Regions from separate parts of the Homo sapiens genome. Here region 2 is linked to region 1. The links are chromatin loops, found by intact Hi-C in ENCODE. Cell type or tissue: PC-9. All regions are shown on one strand. Each heading gives the region's core, and the rest is flanking DNA. Links, peaks and the distances in the headings are about the cores only.

The links. Peaks named below come from ENCODE experiments on the same cell type or tissue, not always from the same donor. Only the 100,000 strongest peaks of a DNase experiment are listed, where the experiment ranks them.
Region 2: a loop joins it to region 1, with 3 times the contacts of the local background. A loop is called at or near these places in 3 of 110 quality-filtered maps.

What each region holds. Positions count from the first base shown.
Region 1 is chr1:108,117,219-108,120,135 of GRCh38, reverse strand. No RefSeq gene overlaps it. Among named protein-coding and RNA genes, the nearest start is that of LINC02785, 54 kb to the right of the region's middle. In PC-9, for the core only: no CTCF peak of the experiment used is centred there; a DNase peak (open chromatin) is centred at 1,405; H3K27ac peaks cover 621 bases.
Region 2 is chr1:108,015,007-108,017,923 of GRCh38, reverse strand. No RefSeq gene overlaps it. Among named protein-coding and RNA genes, the nearest start is that of LINC02785, 48 kb to the left of the region's middle. In PC-9, for the core only: no CTCF peak of the experiment used is centred there; a DNase peak (open chromatin) is centred at 1,293.

The sequences.
Region 1 (2,917 bases), core at 138-2,637:
ATCCCCATGCGTTGTGTACATTATTTGGCACACGGTTGGTACTTGATAAATATTTGTTGGATGAATAACTGAAAGAAGGAAAATGAAATTTCTGATTTGGGGTGGTGGATGCAAGGTTTTGGGGGGAGCCGTATCTGGGAGAGTTGTGCCTCTCTTCTGCCCCTGCCAGATTTGTCAACCCATGACCCTCATGGCTTCACTGGCTCATAAAAGTGAAGTGTCAATTAGGGAGACTGAGAAGGAAAGAAACACCAAAGAGCTGATATCACAGTAGTTAGGGAATGAGTGTTTCCAAAAGAAAGGAGTGATCAACACCGTTCCATGTAGTACAGATGTCCAAAAAGAGCAAGGTCCTTGAGTTGTGCCAGGTCTGAGGCTTCAGTGAGAACAGTTTGGTGGAGTGGCAGCTACAGACTCCAGATGGCAGTGAGCTGAGGAGTGAAGGGGAGGGAAGGAAGAGGCGTTCAGGAGGGTAGACATTCTTTCTAAAAGCTGGGCTTGAAGGGAAGAAGGGGAGGAGGCAACCTGAGAGGGACGCGTGATCAAAGGGATGCTTTTTTTCAAGGGTGGTAGGCTTATGAATTTGAGAAAAAAACAGCGAGGGAAGAGGTTAAAGTCACTAGGGAGAGATGGAATAAGAGAGATGGACTCAAATATAGATAATTACAATTCAGATACCATTTTTAGTTTGAAGTTTGAAATCTGATTTTTGAAAGAATGAGTAAGTGACAGCTAGGGAAGCAGTAAGGGGTGGAGGGGAGAATGCTGGATTGAGGGTAGGAAACCCGGGTTCTGGTCCCTGCACCTTTCCTGACCAACTGGGAGTGTCCTCAAGCTATCAATCTGCTCTGCGCGTTCGCTGTTTCACCTCCCAAACAAGCCAAGTTCTCTGGAATGATTTCCTTCAGCAAAAGAATTCTATGATTCAAAGTATTGTAAGCTTGGCAATATCTACATTTGAAGGTAAGACTCTTCCCAAAGTACAGTTTGCTTCCCTCATAAATTAGCTACTTCATTTTTGGAATTTTTGCTTTATTTATGTTACCTTTAAGAAGAATTGACATAGTAGGTGAGAAAGAACTTTGGAGACTGAAGAAGTAAAACAGTATGAAAGTCACATTTCTGGTTATTAATAATCATGCTAATATTCTTGACCTACGGACCTCACATGTTTTTCCTATTTTGTATATATTACCCCAGAGTAAGAAATCTTAGCAAAAGGAGAACCAAAATTAAATTAGCTCCTTATCTAAAGCTTTTAGATGCCCTGCTACAAACCTCTCAAGGATAATAAATGAATCACTTCCCTGTGGATGGTGAATTTATGGTTTGCACAATTATTTCCTCATGATTTAATTGAAAATATGAAAGATTAAGCACACAGATACCAGGGATTCTAATACAGGATTACATACTTCCATCCTTTGTGTCTGCAGCACTTGTGGCCTGGAAGATTTAAATAGAAATGCTTGCGAAAGATGATGAGTCAGATGTGGGGCTGGGCCATTCTAGGGCATATTGAAGCACGTGATCACTGGCTGGTGGATGCCATTTTCCAGGGTTCTGTGGAGAGCAGAAGGCTAGCAGTTGCCTTTCCCTACCTCTAGCTTCTTCCTAATCTTGCCCATCAGATCACCCTGCAGGATCTGGCAACGCCACCAACCGTTCACACCCTCAGGCCTGGCAGCACAGGAATTGGCTGGCTTGTTATAATATCAGCCTTATGAACCCACCCATTGCACAGCTCTCTCCTGAACTCTGTATTTCAGAGGCTCAACCAGTTGCGCCAGCTGGAAGCCTGACAACCATCTTCAGTCCTCTTTTTCTTTCTTCCCCCATGTACCATGCATCATCAATGACTGTGGATTTTGCCTCCTCCACAGCCTGTCTTCTGTAACCCCTTGCTCTTGCTGTGTTCATGAGCTGACTCCTCCTCTTTCAGCCTACTCCCTTCATATCCACACACTGCTGCCAGGGTGAAGTTCTGCACCCTGGCATTCAAAGTTCCTCCTGTTTTTGGCCTCAGATGCTTCTGGAGTCTGGTCTGTCATCCCTTTTACTTTCACATCTATTAATAGATCCCCACAAATGTGGTGGCTCCATTTTTGCCTGAACTGTCCTTGGTACATGGCTTTTCCTGCTGCCAGAACTTCATGGTTAATGTCAGCTTCCCTTTGAAGCCTTCCTAGTCCAGTTTCTCCAACCAGCTGAAGAAGGAATTGCTAGTTTCTTTGTTCTACTCCTCTTGTTGCACAGATTAGAGGTTCTACATCATATTTAGAGGTTTAGTTTAATCTATCATCACAATTAGACTCTGAGCTTTTTAAAGGCAGGGGACTAGGTCCTACACATCTTTGTATCTTAACGTCTAGTATATAATAGGCACTCAATACATACATAGTAAATGGAGCTGAGTTTTGTCTTATTCTTTCCCTCATCAGCTATCTAACTTTTTCATTTCTATTTTGAAAAATATGTTAATTAGAATAGAGAGATTTTTACACATATTTTAATAATACTAATACTAATATTACTACTAATAATAATTACTTTTGTGTATTATGTGCTTCCAAAATGCCAGGCACCATTCTAAGAATTTCACATACATTATGTCTTTTATTCCTCACAACAGCCAGGTGAATGAGGCATGATTGCCCTTATGTTATCTACCTGAAGAAACTTAACCTCAGAGATGATGCAATTGGTCTAAAGTCCCACAGCAAATAGACACTGGAACAGGCCTGCAGACCTGGGCCCACCAGGAGCGTGCAGCCTTAGTTGTCTTGCATGGGACTCTTATTAATTGAACTTACCATTTCTTGAATGTACTTTAGCAACAAAATATTCATCAATTGTTTTAAAGAAGTTTTAAAAATTGCACAAAACCACAATGAGATACCATCTCACACCAGTCAGA
Region 2 (2,917 bases), core at 317-2,816, 100 kb after region 1:
CTAGTTTCCATCCTGCTCAACTCCACATTGCACTAGATGACAACTGTAGATGACCAAAGCCTGACTCACACCTTTCCAGTGTGTTCTTTATGTTCCTGGTCTCCCCTTCGATTCCAAGGGGTTGCTTGACATCCTTTTTACCCCTTCTCACCTCTGTTTGACTGAAATTTGAGCTGTAGTGGCTGGGGAGCTTGTCTAGAGATCCACCACTATCTCCTCAGAACCTAGAGCATTGCTGGCCCGTGATTCTTTAGGTAAGTTCATGAGAGAATGAACAAATGAGTGTTGTGGGCTGGAAGGGGCTGCTTGTATCATTGATGTTTGTGCTGTGGGTTGCCCAAGGACAATGGGCAGGTCTGGAGAACTTTACTAGTTCTGGAGATAGAGAAATTAAAATAAAGTTGTAATTAATTTGCTTTTTCTCAGCAGTTGACTTTTAGAATAAGGAGATATGAGTTGTATGAAAACAACCTGAATGAGCAAATATTTATTTTTAAAAAACCCAAACTCCAGAATATGTTTTAGACAGCTTTGTTGATACATAATTCACATATAAACAATTCACCCACTTAAAATGTACAATTTAGTGGGTTTTTAAAGAATATTTATAGGGTTTTGCAACCATCCTTACAATCAAATTTTGGAACATTTCTGATTCCCTTAAGAAAAACCTGAACACAATTAGCAGTCACTCCCCATTCCCACCTCTCCCCAGCTCCTGAAAACAATGAATCTGGCCGGGTGTGGTGGCTCATGTCTGTAATCCCATCACTTTGGGAGGCCGAGGAGGGTGGATCACCTGAGGTCAGGAGTTCAAGACCAGCCTGGCCAACATTTGATTTCTTTTGTTTGCTATCCTGTCTTCCCTCAATACTCTAATCTCAGTGATGTCTGTCTCTGTTAAGCATCTATAGAGTCTAAGCTACCTATTTTTCATTTGCTGGGTTATTATATTAACTTTCTCAATCTCTCCCTACTACATTATTATGCCATTCATATCCCCACCACAAAACAGAGTTTGCCCTGTGTAGCCCCTGTTGACAGTGTGCATTGCTCAGTCATCTTCAACATGATTTCCCTGCAGTGGTATAAGATTCAGAAGCCTCCAAAGAGAGTTACAGCTCTCAAAAGCCGGATGTGGATTGCATTCCAAGTTAGAAACTTTTCAGGTGCTGAAATGCCAGATGGAGGAAGCCAAGTGGAACATTGGTGGTGTCAGAAAGAAATAATAAGCACTCCCAGGATGACACTTGGGTTTGTCTCTGTAGCAGGACGCTTATCTCTCGGCAGTGGTGACTCACTGGCCATAATTGACAGCTGGAACAATTGTGGGTAGGAGAGATAGGCTTGCCACCCAGTTAGAGACTAAGCAGCTGGGTTTTGATTATTTTCAGGGAATGTGTGAGCAAATCTTATGGTTTGGTGAGTTTTATCATCAGTGTTTGTCGGCCTTTCCTTCTCTGCTGGGACAGTGAAGCCGCAGCTGAAGTGGTTGTGAATTGTCAGCCATCACTTTGGTCACAGTGTAGAGAACCATTTTCTTTTTCTTTTCTTTTCTTTTTTTTTTTGAGATGGAATTTTGCTCTTGTTGCCTAGGTTGGAGTGCAATGGTGCAATCTCGGCTCGCTGCAACCTCTGCCTCCTGGGTTCAAGTGATTCTCCTGCCTCAGCCTCCCGAGTAGCTGGGATTACAGGCGCCTGCCACCACGCCCAAGTAATTTTTGTATTTTTTTAGTAGAGACAGGGTTTCACTGTGTTGGCCAGGCTGGTCTTAAACATCTGACCTCAGGTGATTCAGCCACCTCAACCTCCCAAAGTGCTGGCATTACAGGCGTGAGCCACCGCAGCTGGCCTGGATAATCATTTTCTATTGAGAATGACCACTGTACTTTCAGCAGAGTCCTGAGTGAGCACTTCTGCAAGAATTGTTTTGTGGCTTAAGGCATGGTTTGTTTGGGCCATTGTTTCTCCATTTTGAGGGCTTCAGATCTCAAGGATTTAGGTGTCTCTACCAGATAAAGCTGAAACCAGTGACTTGATAGAGTTGTTCTGGTCTCTCATGTGTCACCGTTTTGAATTTTCCCTTAAATCTTCTCAGTCCCCTCTCTTGGCGATGGATACCTAAAGCTGACCAACCATTCTCACCATTGGATTATAAATATTTGTGTGTGTGTGTGTGTGTGTGTGTGTGTGTGTGTGTATGTATGTGTGTATATGTATACATTGTAGCTATTATCCTTGCAGATGTAGTTGCATATAATTTTTTTTTCTTAGAGTGAGGAGATGAAGAAAGTGAGATCTAGGACAAAGCCTATTTAAAGACCAAACACAGGCAAATTTTTCAATACCATGAGATACTGGGTATTTTTTTTTTCCTTGGGTGGACCAGGCTGAGGGTGAGATAAAGATGGAGACAGAAAGGAAAGATCCAGAAGGACATTGCTGTGGAGCTCTAGTCAGTGGGGCCATCATGGATATCTATCATTTTTGCCTGCCAGTATCTATTCTAGCTAGAGCACTCTGATTTTACTTTGGGAGAAACCACTGCCTCTCATTGGATTTATGTCTGGCAAGAGTCAATCATGGTGCCTGTCCTTCCCTGTTCAAAGCTGGAGCAACTGAAAACACCCTCCCTTTGCTTGAATCCTGGAACAGATGCAAAGAATCATCTAGGTCCCATTATCCCAAGGGCAGCTCCCTCTAGAGCTTCTTCATTAGGTCCTGACACCAGGATTTCCAGGGTTGCTCTGATTCCTGTCCATTCTGAAGTCCAAGTGTCCAACTTTTCTTTAATTATGTGAATTACCCCATATCCTTCTAGTTGGTTTTTTGTCTAAGTGGGCCTGAATTGGTTTTTGCCAGTTGCAACCAAAGGATCTCACTGATACACTGGGGTGCATCTGTATGAGGTCTTGGG